Regions from separate parts of the Homo sapiens genome. Here region 2 is linked to region 1. The links are chromatin contacts, found by Hi-C or POLR2A ChIA-PET in ENCODE. All regions are on one chromosome and are shown on one strand. Each heading gives the region's core, a stretch centred on a gene start or an enhancer-like site at or near the end of the contact. The rest is flanking DNA. Distances are from core to core; before and after follow the strand shown. Region 1 holds the start of TIGD1 (tigger transposable element derived 1). Region 2 holds the start of GIGYF2 (GRB10 interacting GYF protein 2).

Region 1 (6,236 bases), core at 1,232-3,731:
AAAATACTTTATTGCTAAAAAATGCTGATTATCAATCTGAGCCTTCGGTGAGTCGTACTCTTTTTGCTGGTGGAGGGTCTTGCCTCGAGGTTGATGGTTGCTGACTGGTCAGGGTGGTGGCTGCTGAAGGTTGGGGTGGCTGTGGCAATTTCCTAAAATAAGACATCGGTGAAGCTTTTCGCATGAGTTGACTCTTCCTTTCATGAAAGATTTCTCTGTAGCATGCGATGCTGTTTGATAGCATTTTGCCCACAGTAGAGCTTCTTTCAAAATTGGAGTCAATCCTCTCAAACCCTGCTGCTGCTTTATCAACTAAGTTTATGTAATATTCTAAATCCTTTGTTGTCATTTCAACAATGTTCACAGCATCTTCACCAGGTGTAGATTCCATCTCAAGAAACCACTTTCTTTGCGCATCCATAAGAAACAACTCCTCATCTGTTAAAGTTTTATCATGAGATTGCAGCAATTCAGTTACATCTTCAGGCTCTACTTCTAATTCTAGTTCTTTTGCTATTTCCACCACATCTGCACTTACTTCCTCCACTGAAGTCTTGAACCCCTCATAGTCATCAATGAGGGTGGGAATCAACTTCTTCCAAACTCCTGTTAATGTTGACAATTTGACCTCCTCCCATGAATCACGAATGTTTTTAATGGCATCTAAAATGGTGAATCCTTTCCAGAAGGTTTTCAATTTGCTTTGCCCAGATCCATCAGAGACATCACTATCCATGGCAGCTAGAGCCTTATGAAATGTATTTCTCAAATAATAAGACTTGAAGGTCGAAATTACCCCTTGATCCATGGGCTGCAGAATGGATGTTGTGTTAGCAGGCATGAAAATAACATTAATCTCCTCGTATATCTCCATCAGAGCTCTTGGATGACTAGGGGCATTGTCAATGAGCAGTAATATTTTGAAAGGAATCTTCTTTTCTGAGCAGTAGGTCTCAACAGTGGGTTTAAAATATTCAGTAAACCACGCTGTAAACAGATGTGCTGTCATCCGGGCTTTGCTGTTCCATTTATATAGCACGGGTAGAGTAGATTTAGTATAATTCTTAAGGGCCCTAGGATTTTCAGAATGGTAAATAAGCATTGGCTTCAACTTAAAGTCACCAGCTGCATTAGCCCCTAACAAGAGAGTCAGCCTGTCCTTTGAAGCTTTGAAGCCAGGCACTGACTTCTCCTCTCTAGCTATGAAAGTTCTAGATGGCATCTTCTTCCAATAGAAGGCTGTTTCATCTACATTGAAAATCTGTTGTTTAGTGTAGCCACCTTCGTCAATGATCTTAGCTAAAGCTTCTGGATAACTTGCTGCAGCTTCTACATCAGCACTTGCTGCTTCACCTTGTGCTTTTATGTTATGGAAATGGCTTCTTTCCTTAAACCTCATGAACCAACCTCTGCTAGCTTCAAACTTTTCTTCTGCAGCTTCCACACCTCTCTCAGCTTTCATAGAGTTGAAGAGAGTTAGGGCTTTGTTCTGGATTAGGCTTTGGCTTAAGGGAATGTTGCGGCTGGTCTGATCTTCTATCCAGACCACTAAAACCTTCTCCATATCAGCAATAAGGCTGTTTCGCTTTCTTATCATTCGTGTGTTCATTGGAGTAGCACTTTTAACTTCCTTCAAGAACTTTTCCTTTGCATTTACAACTTGGCTAACTGTTTGCCGCAGGAGGCCTAGCCTTCGGCCTATCTCGGCTTTTGACATACCTTCCTCACTCAGTTTAATCATTTCTAGTTTTTGATTTAAAGTGAGAGATGTGCGACTCTTCCTTTCACTTGAGCACTTAGAGGCCATTGCAGAGTCATTAATTCGCCTAATCTCAATATTGTTGTGTCTCAGGGAATAGGGAGGCCCAAGAAGAGGGAGAGAGATGGGGAACGGTCTGTGGGTGGAGCGGTCAGAACACACACAACATTAAGTTCCACGTCTTATAAAAGACGCTGTATGTGGCACCCCAAAACAATGACAATAGCAACATCAAAGATCACTGATCATAGATCACCATAACAGACACAGAAATCATGAAAAAGTTTTAAATATTTTGAGAATTACCAAAATGTAACACAGAGACACCAAGTGAGCACATGCTGTTGGAAAAATGGCGCTGATACAATTGCTGGACTCAGGGCTGCCACAAACCCTCCATTTGTTTTCAGAATGCCCTATCTGCGAAGCGTAATAAAACGAGGTATGCCATAGTACAGTGGCGCCGCGACCGACAAAGGAAAGCCTCCGGGAGGTCAAAAGAGATACCAGAGAGTGCGTCCCGCACTGGAGGAAGAGGAAGGTTTTTACCAAGCAGCGAGTCCAGAGCCCGCGCCGTCAACGACGCGGTGCTGCCTTTTTTCCGAGCCGCTGCGGGAGGGGGCCAGGACACGCTCCCTTAGGAGAGCGGGCGGGTCACAAGGACCTGGACAGAGGCAGAACTGAGGCCAGCAGCCAGCTCCGCCGCTGAGTCCAGCCCTCTGCGCAGCCGCCCTGAGCTGGCGTCCCGAGATAGCCGCTTCCAAACCGGGCCTGCGCGCCGACGTTCCGCTGCGCCCCGCGCAAAACCGGAAGTACCCGGGCCCAAGGCTGAGGGACCCGGTGGAGCGGAAGTCACTCCCTGAGGCAGTGGCGACAGCGGCGGCGAGAGGATGAACAACAAGTTCGACGCGTGAGTGGCTCGTGGCCGCCCCCGGGGCCCCTTCCCCGAACAGTTCCCCCGCGCCCGCCCCCGCTGGGGCTGGGGCGGCGCAAACCCTGCGGCACCGGCTTCCCTGCTGGGATCCGGCTGCGGCCGGACCTGGCCTGGACTGGCGGGGAGGAGGGGGCTGGGGAGCAATGGATACCGGAGTCCCGGAGACCCCAGGGCCGTCCGAACCGAGGGCGAAGAGCTGGGCCCGGGGGAGGGGTGGCTGTGCCGCCCGGTAGGGGGAGATTTTCGGACGCCCCGCCCTGGTGGATGCGGATTGCCTGCGACGTGGAGGGGTGGGGACCTCGGCGGTTTGGGTGTTTCCGCAGTCTGGCAGCGCTGCCTCTGAATCCAGCTTTCCCCACACACTCCCTCTCCCCTCTGAGCCTCAGTTTTCTCATCTGCAGAGTGGGGACGGTAACACCCTTTGTCGTAGAGTTTGGAGGATGCAATGAGGTAATGTGGTTGCTGCCCTCGACGCGGTGGAAGGCTGGCTTAGGAATTATCTTCCTGAGACTCTTCCTACTTTCTTTCTCCTCCCCTTCCCGTTCCCGTCTTCCAACACACTCGCCAAGACCTAAGTATACTTGTTGCCCTCTCCTGCCCGCTCCGGTTTCTAGTTTCAGCATCAAACAGTTTGGAGGTACAGAGAGAAAATGCAGAAGTATCTTTACTTATCCCCCTCCAAGGATTGTATCTTGAGGTAGAATATGTTCCTTCCTCTCTTCTAGTAGTCTAGTAAATCGACTGTCTCTTCATCCGAAAACCTGGATTTCTAGTCCCAGATTCACCACTTACCATCTGTTTGACTGTAGAAAAGTTACCCAGCCTCTAAGCCATTGTTGCTCAAACCACATTAGTGGCTAGGACCCTGCTGCCACGCCGGGGTGTGATAAGGGTCAGATCACACTCAGCGATGCTTAAAGATGCTTGTGAACATTGCTAACTATTGCGATATAAACGTAAAGTGGAATTACTATTAGTTTAGGTTGTGACCTGGTGCTTTTGATGGGAAATTGGGGTGTTTCCAATACAGAGAGTACTGTGCAAATTCAGGGAATACTGGATTTCCAACACTCCAGGCAGGTAGGTCCTCAGGAATGTTTTCTGGTTGCTGAGAGGTCTCTGCTACTTGAGAAAGTCTTTGCCCGACCTCTTCTCTATCCTGCTGTTTAACTGAGCCTGTCCCTCTACGAACCTCTCCCCCGCTGCCGCCCCATTTCATCTCTATTGTAAACCCTGCAACAACTAGCTCCAGATCCAAATCCTGCCTCAGTGGAGCTTTCTGGAACCCTTATACCCCTTCCTCCACTGATTTGAACAAATCAAATGTCATCCTAAGAAGACATCTTATGGGTCATCTAGCTCAAGCCTACCCAAATCATTTGGGAGTCTGCAGTAAGAATGGTAATAATGGACTTCCACAGGGATCTTGCTAGGTATTTTTCATATATATATATATTTTTTGAGACAGGGTCTCGCTGTGTCACCCTGGCTGGAGTGCAGTGGTGTCATCACAGCTCACTGCCCACTCAACCTCCCGGGCACCAGCAATCCTCCCATCTCAGCCTCCAGAGTAGCCGGACTACAGGCATGTGCCACCCTACCTTGCTAATTTTTTTGTATTTTTTGTAGAGACGGGGTTTCGCCATGTTGCCCAGGCCGATCTCGAACTCGGGCTCAAGAGATCCACCCACCTTGCCTCCTAAAGTGCTGGGATTACAGGCATGAGCCACCACCCCCAGCCTCATATGTTATTTCTACTCTAACAATTCTGTGAAGGGGATCTTGTTGTCTCCTTTTACAGATGAGGAAAGTGAGACTCTGAGGTTAACTAATTCCCGACACAAAGGAAGGGCTATCCCAGGTTTGTTGTGTAACCTTGGTTCAAGCACCTCTTGAGAAAAATTAAACTTGCCCTCTTTTTTTTTCTTACCTCTTCTACGATTGAAGAACCTGGGTCATTTTAATTACTTTGAATTATTAACTATTGTATTGAGCCAGAATCTTTTAACATCTGCCCTCTAGCATTGCAGGAAAAAAAAAGAAAAACAAGCTTTCTTTCATTTGAAATTAGCAGTTGAAAACAGCACTCCTGCCCCTAGTTTTATTTTTTTATGTTGTTTTTCATTCAGAAATTCTGCGGTGTTTAGGCCATTGCTGCATATTTGGAGTCTTTACCACATTGCTCTCTCTAGTAATCTGCACTTTTTACCACATTGCTCTTAAGGACATGTTCCAGTTTGCCAGAATCCTTCCAGATGTCCAGTGGCTGGAGCTGAGTACAGTAGTATATAATCTAATGGGCTCATATTAAAGATTAGCTCTAATCTCCGTTACTGTATGGACTCAACTTCTCTGAATGAAACCTTTGATTGTAATTGCTTTTGTGGAGAAGGGGTAGACCTATCAAGTCCTTAGATCTCATTGCCATTGATCCTATTGATAACGTAAAACCGTAAGATGCTTTCACAAAAACTGCAGTCCTGACTTAAACATAGTTTTCAGATCTACACAACTGTACTTGATTTTGTCCGTATTCTACATCATTTGCTTTTTATTCTATATCGTTAACTTTGGGCCCATTCCTAACTATTGTCTAAACCACTTATTTGGCACTCATTGCTTTGATTCTATAGACCCATTCATTAAACGGAGATTTTTTTTTATGCCACTGTCTGATGGTGAGGGTATAAAGATGAATTGAACCAAGGTCCTGCCCACAAGGTATTGGTCTAGTTCAGAGGGTGAGGAAATACGTGGGCAGAAGCTTAGCAAGCTAACTAAAGTGCCTCTCAGTCTGGACAGTCTCAGAGTTGCTAACTGCCTGAGTTTAGGGAGCACTGATTTTTCAGTCTGAGTTGTATCTTGACTCAAATCCAGCTTGAAGCTGGGAAGAGTAGCTTGTAAGATTTGCCTTAAATGTAGGCTTAGAGGGCAGAGTGGTTGGTTAGTTCCACTCTCAGGTAATAAAAGCACCAGATATAGGTCCATTAGGGTTCCCATTTACTGTCTTAGAAAGGAGCCCTAAGTGGTCCAGGGATCACAGGAGCATTGTTTCTTCTCTGACAATTATTTTTGTTTCCTGGTAGTGATCAGCAGCAAACCACTAAAAAGAAAGGAAGGTATATACTTTTCTTGGGTCTAGCAAAAACAAGATGCTGGGATGACTGTACCCCTCTTCAACCAAGATCTAAATGCAAGGGACCCCAGAGGCTATAGTGGGAGTTGGAAGCTAAGAAGGGAGGAAAAGGGTTTGCATCCCAAGGGTGTGCCCTGAAGAAGAGAGTTGTCCTGGGCCTAAGCAGAAGAACCTTTGAGATGTTTTTGATCAGGAGACAGAACTGGCCATGAGAGTATAGCTGGAACAAGTACAAACATTTATATGGGCAAGTTCAGAAGAGGAGACCCCAACTCAGCCTAGGTTGGAAGAGGTTAGGAAATGTTGCCAAGAGAAAGTGGCCCTCAATCTGAGTCCTGTAGGACAAGTTAACTAGGCAAAGAAGGACTTCTTGAGGAGAGACCACATGATGAGCATAACAGAAGGAT
Region 2 (6,236 bases), core at 1,646-4,145, 150 kb after region 1:
GAGAGGTGGCATGACAAGTTGGTTAGGGACATGGGTTCTACAATTTGCCAGCCTGGGCTTGGAAATCCTGGTTGAGATTTGGATATGGTAAGCACTTCTCTCAGAAGCCTGGTTGGATTGCTCCATAGCGCTCTTACTAGGATCACATGAGACAGTGCAAGGAAAGTTTTTAATGGGGTGGTCAGTACATAACAAGTATTAGTATTACTTTTTTCCTTAAAAATAACAGCTCAAGGGGTAAATTCTTTGGTCTAATGGAGGCACAGAGGCAGTAACACATGGACTGGCAGGAGTTGCAGGTTGGGGAGAAGTGGGTAAGTGTTGGGAACGGCATTGCAGCAGGATGGAACAGCATGTGCAAAGGCTAAAACATAATGTCATGTTTACGAATCTTTTAACATGGGCCTATCTGGAGCACTTAGTTCAGGGGGAAGATCAAGGAGAAGAGAACAACATGGATGATGGGTAGAGTTCTTTTTGATTGTTTGTTTTAGATACAGGGTCTTGCTCTTTTGCCCAGGCTGGAGTGCAGTGGCATGATCATAGCTCATTGTAGCTTTGTATTCCTGGGCTGGTGATCCTCAGCCTCCCAAGTAGCTAGGACTGCAGGTGCACGCCACCACGCCTGGCTAATTATTATGTATTTATTTTTTTTTAGAAATGGGATCTCTCTATGTTTTCCCAAGCTATGGGGGTAGAATTCTGCAGAATGGGACTGTGAAGGGCTCCTTTGAGTTTCTGTATTTCTAACAAGTCTCCACGTGATGTTGATGCTACTGTACCACTTTGAGCGGTAAGGGTATAAAAGTCAAGGGAAGAAAGTGTTTCAGAAGGCCGGGAGCGGTGGCTCATGTCTGTAATCCCAGCACTTTGGGAGGCCGAGGTGGGCGGATCACCTGAGGTCGGGAGTTCAAGACCAGCCTGATCAATATGGAGAAACCCCGTCTCTACTAAAAATACAAAATTAGCCGGGCGTGGTGGCATATGCCTGTAATCTCAGTTACTTGGGAGGGTGAGGCAGGAGAATCGCTTGAACCTGGGAGGCGGAGGTTGCGGTGAGCGGAGATCACGCCATTGCACTCCAGCCTGGGCAACAAGAGCGAAACTGTCTCAAAAATAAATAAATAAATAAATAAAGTGTTTCAGAAAGTAGGAAGAGGCCAATCATATTGAAGACAGGGAAACACGAAGTCAAGATGAGGACTGAAAGACTCCAGTTATCAACCTGTAGGATGGGGTGTTCTTAGGGCAAGCAATAGGCAGATAGGAAAGGACAGAAGCCACATCGGTGTGGTTGATGATTGCATGCCAGGTGTGGAAATGGAGAAAGTGCATATAAACAATTCTTTGGTGCAGCTTGGCTTTGAAAGGGAACAGGGTCGCAGGAGGGAGAATTGGTGTTTTTGATTGTTTGTTTGTTTATTTGTTTTTTTCGAGACGGATTTTCACTCTTGTTGCCCAGGCTGGCGTGCAGTGGCGCGATCTTGGCTCACCGCAATCTCAGCATCCCGGGTTCAAGCGATTCTCCTGCCTCAGCTACCCAAGTAGCTGGGATTACAGGCATGCGCCACCACGCTCGGCTAATTTTGTATTTTTAGTAGAGACGGGGTTTCTCCATGTTGGTCAGGCTGGTCTCAAACTCCCAACCTCAGGTGATCCGCCGCCTCGGCCTCCCAAAGTGCTGGGATTACAGGCGTGAGCCACTGCCCGGCCGAGAATTGGAGGTTTTTGTTTTTGTTTTAGACGGAGTCTTGCTCTGTCGCCAGGCTGGAGTGCAGTGGCGCGATATCGGCTCACTGCAACGTCTGCCTCCCCAGTTCAAGCGATTCTCCTGCCTCAGCCTCCCGACTAGCTGCGACTGCAGGTGCGTGCCACCACGCCCGGCTACATTTTTTTTTGTATTTTTAGTAGAGACGGGATTTCACCGTGTTAGCCAGGATGGTCTGGTCTCGATCTCCTGACCTCGTGATCCGCCCACCTCCGCCTCCCAAAGTGCTGAGATTACAGGTGTGAGCCACTGCGCCCGGCATGAGAATTGGAGTTTTTAACATTCCATTTTAAGATGGGAGACACAAGTAATCTTTAAAGCTGACAGGAAGGATCCTGTAGGAAGGAAGAAGTTGGAGACACAGGCAAGAATGGGATGCCTAAGGATAGAGTTGCTAGATTTAGCAAACACAGGACGCCCAATTAAATTTGAATTTCAGAAAAACAACGAACAATTTTTCAGTGTGTGCCCCAAATATTGCTGGGTGTCTTGTATTTTATCTGTCAATTCCAAAATAGTTCATCTCTAGGTAAAAGGGTTATAGCCCCAGATGTCCTAGGAAGGAATCAGAGCTCTCAAGTCCTTTCCAGCTGTCCCAGTACAACACTCTGAAATGAATTCCCAGTTCTACCAGAACTGTTAACAAGTAGAGAAACTGCTTTGAATTTCAGCTTTTGCGGCTTTCCCATTCGCTCTAGGATGGCAACTGCGAAGAAAAATGCCGGACTAAAAGCTGTGGAAAAGTTCTAATTTGGAAAACCAGCCCGCAAGTGATGCAGAGGCTTTTGAACTGCAAAAGAGCTCTGGGCGTACAGGACAGTGAGTCACACGGTGCCTGGTCCGGGCCCAACCCTGGACACCAACACCACTCAACTCAAGGGCAGGTACCCGGCTGCTGCCAAGGGGTCAGCGGGAGCCTGCGCACTGCCACGGCCCCGCCCTCTTCCAACCTTTCATCCGGGTCTCGGGCAGGGGCGTGTCTGGGCAGAGGGGCGGGTGGTGGCGGAAAGGAAGGATGTCGTGGGAGACTGGAGAGTGGGGAGGGAAGCGGGAAGGGGCGGGGGCGGAGCAGGGGGCGTGGCGGAGCGGGAGCGCGGTCACGTGACGTGCGTGGCGACGTGTCGGCCATCTTGTGTTGTTGAGGCTGAGGACTGACTGGGGTTCTGAGACTCCCTGTCCCGGACCGCAGGTAACCAGCCGTTCCGTGTCGCTCCCCTGCCCGGCTCTGCTCCGCGCCCCGGCCCCGCCGCCGCGTCCCGGGCCGCCTGTGTCTCCGGTCCGCGTTCGCGCCCCTGCTCCTCCTGCCCGAGCTGGCCCGGCCGCATGGACACCCACAGGCCGCTCCGGCCGGCTTGGGCCGTCAGGCGACGGGACAGGTCAGGTGCAGGGCCGGAGGGAGCCTCCTCCTGGGCGAGGGGCGCTGAGGGCCCTGGCGCGTCACGGCCGCGAGGAGCCGAGAAGCCCCTAGGCCAGGGCCTCTTGGCATTGCGAGGGGAGCCGAACAAGGCAGGAGGGTTGTGGGGTGGGCAGTGTCAGGCCGGCTTGCTCGGAGCTGGAGGGCTCGCCTTCCTCTGCTTGCTTCTCCGCGCCAGACACCCGCCCAGTCTCGGGGTGGCCCGGTAACAGCTGCTGCGGCCAGACAGCTGCTCCTGCCGGCTCTCCTGTCCACACCTGGTCCCTGGGAGGTGCGCTCCTGCCTTCCCCACAGAGCATCTGGACGGAGGAGACTCCTTCCGTGGCGAGAGTACTGGGTCTGGACCAGGCCTGAGGCGAGGTGCAGCCACCATGATCGGAACCTTGGGACCGAGGCTGGGAAACTAGAGCCCATGGCAGCCTTGGGGACCCAAATGTTCACATCAGGTTGAAATGGGCATTATCCTTAAGTGTCAGTTTCCAAAAGCACTCTGAATACTTGTTTTGCGACTGAAACATAAATCAAGCGAACAGGGAATGGGGGCATGAAAGAAGCGGAGCGTATGACCGTGTTTGGGAAGCAATAACGTTGTTTTGCAGTTAATTATTTAGTACTGTGTTTTTTATTTTGTTGTTTTCGTTTTCCTGCAAGTCAAAGCACTTAAACACACGTAGTCTCTCTGTAAGAAAGGTAAGTATTCCAGTTTAACTTGCAAGAAATTGAGTATGGGGCTAGAAGCTGTGAACAGCTTCCTTTCTAGAGCTACATACATTGAATTAAGGCAGTTTTGATTCCCAATGTTGTGCCTGGGGAAGGTATTCTTTCTTTATATAGTATGTCCTTTTTAGAATCAAATGACTTCCTAGATTAGAAAAAAAAATTCTGTCATTCTTTCTGTACATTAATTTTGCTCCTTCTAATATTTGTAGCTTTGGCCTTATTTTGTCCATTTTGCCTAGAACACAAATACTTTCTCTTATTCATTGATGGTTTTACGTGTTTTACTAGTTGGTGTAGCAGTTTCTGATGTGCTCAAACTGGAATATGTACTTGGCTTTTACATCAGATGTTGACAACAGAAGAGGACACTAGAAAAGTATTTAAAAGTGGCACGTAACTGGAAAAATGTCACATGATGTTTCTTTCGAAATTTAACATCAAGGAATACACTGGTGATGGTAGTGCTTCACCAGAAAGGAGAGGGCTTCATGACTTTTTGGTACCTGACAGCATTTGAGACTCTTGAGGTTTGGGAGGGAGAAGGAACCATGTGCTTCCATTCATTTGTTTATTCATTCATACATTCATTTATTTGACAGATACCCTGTTGAGCACTTACTACACTGTTAAGTACTGGGAGCAAAACAGACCAAACAATTCCTGTCTGTATGGAATTCATTTCTAGACAGATAAATAGGTAAAATACTTGATGTAGTGGTAAGCGATGTGAAAGAAAAAAATGAGTCAGGGAGATAGAATAATAGGGGTTTGGGGAGGGGTTAATTTTAAGTGCCCTGAGAAGGCCTCATGGAGAAGCTAACACTGGAGGAAAAACCCAACAGAGGTGAAGGTGCTGTTTCTTTAGCTATACTGGGGTAAAAGTGCTCTAGGCTAGGGAGCAGCAAGAGCAAAGACCCGGAGACAAAAGCTTAGGAGCGATTCAGGAGTAGACTGGGAAAAGCATGGAGGCTAGCCTAGGCTGAGAGGCTAGGGTGAGTGGGAGACTGGTGGGAGATGTGTGTACTTACTGTTTGGTACTAAGATGAGATGGATTATTTGCTATCCTGAATTCTTTTTTCTTATCTCTTGTGATTCTTGGAAAGGGAAATCAGATTCTGGAAATTTGGGCCAGCAGCCAGCCTCCCCAACCCCCTTAACTCCCATCCCCATCCGCTAATTTGGAAAAATTTAGGATGCTCAGTATTTCAGGAAATTATAATGAATTATCTTTCTCAAAAGTAAACGTTTTAAAATGAGATTGATGATAAACTGCTTGAAAGTACTTTTCAAAAGCAATTGCTTTACAAGAAGGAGGCTCTTTGGAGATTTCAGGATATTTGAAAATGTAGGGAAATTAGAAATTTTCCTTTCACATTTAGACACATGATTAAGGAACATACCAGGAAGAAAGGTGGAAACAATGTATTAACTCAAATTATCCTTAATCTGGTTAGTAAAGAATTTTTCTTAATACTGTGCTGTCCAGCCCGGAGACTCTTCCTCTAATTCATGTGTATATCCTTCACATTTTACACGTGTAGAACTTTTTGTGCTGAGTTTTTTATTCCTCCACTTTTACCTTTCAGACTAGTTGTCTAGTCTGATACTTAATAGACATATTTTTTTGCAAAAAACATTTTCTGATTTCCTTCCAGTTTATCTCCATATTCTTTTTACTGAGCTTTCATAAATGTCCTCTTTCATTTTAGTTCAGCTGAGGAATTTTAATATTTTGGTTTTGAAATGCTTTTGCTGGTGAGATGCATATGTGAAAAACACTTTGGAGTAGGTTTGCCTCAAAATCATGAGAAGATGGAAATTACAAGGTCAGTGTGTGAATGCAACTCCTTGGCTAAAAGGGAGGCATAGTGATGGTAGTGATGAGGTAGTGTTTTAACTAATTGCCTTTCTTCCTCTTGTTTTTCTATTGTGTTTTTGAAATGACATTTCCAAATTATGTCTTTGATGTCATATCAGCTCATTTGTTTTCATGACTCTGCATTTTAATACTCCATATTGTCTCTTCTCTTTTTGTTGACCTTCACATTGGAAGATGACACTGTTGATAGTGATTGCTATCTGGGAGAACCTTTTTGGGTAAAAAGATTACTACTGTCGCTTTTATGATTGCCCTTCTGTAGGATCTTTGACTTGTGCCATTTTCAAATTTTGACTTTGTTTGCAGTTCTCCATTAGCTCCTGCTGATTAAATTTCCCATACTTTCTGTTTTATTCTATTTCTTATAGATTATAGTGGGACCAGTCTCATTAGGTTGAATCTACAGCCTATGTTGGTGTTAACCCAGGTCTCTTAGAGGCAAGTTAAATGTCCAT

Evidence for each region. Hi-C counts contacts between places; a loop is a spot of excess contacts on that map. ChIA-PET counts read pairs that join two places held with the same protein, here RNA polymerase II (POLR2A). Pooled maps may share reads with other maps.
Region 2: a map of B cell shows a loop between it and region 1 (18-fold over the local background). The contact joins the promoter of GIGYF2 here to the promoter of TIGD1 in region 1. A Hi-C loop is called at or near these places in 12 of 168 maps with a recorded cell type or tissue (B cell, CD14-positive monocyte, CD4-positive, alpha-beta T cell and 6 more), 16 of 37 single-sample maps with no recorded cell type and 27 of 50 pooled maps. POLR2A ChIA-PET finds 5 or more read pairs at or near these places in 5 of 52 experiments (HepG2, MCF 10A, PC-9 and 2 more).

Annotation. Positions count from the first base shown.
Region 1 is chr2:232,548,076-232,554,311 of GRCh38, forward strand. TIGD1 (tigger transposable element derived 1) reads right to left here and starts at 2,482. Exons shown (of 1, transcript NM_145702.4): 1 at 1-2,482. The coding sequence starts at 1,807. The coding sequence ends at 32. EIF4E2 (eukaryotic translation initiation factor 4E family member 2) reads left to right here and starts at 2,614. Exons shown (of 7, transcript NM_004846.4): 1 at 2,614-2,669. The coding sequence starts at 2,650. It overlaps MIR5001 (microRNA 5001), which reads right to left and starts at 2,498; the gene lies at 2,399-2,498. CHRNG (cholinergic receptor nicotinic gamma subunit) reads left to right here. Exons shown (of 12, transcript NM_005199.5): 12 at 1-40. RefSeq lists a silencer at 2,625-2,994.
Region 2 is chr2:232,694,436-232,700,671 of GRCh38, forward strand. It overlaps GIGYF2 (GRB10 interacting GYF protein 2), which reads left to right and starts at 2,896. Exons shown (of 29, transcript NM_001103146.3): 1 at 2,896-2,957. RefSeq lists enhancers at 2,703-3,399, 3,400-4,094 and silencers at 2,749-2,838, 2,869-3,198.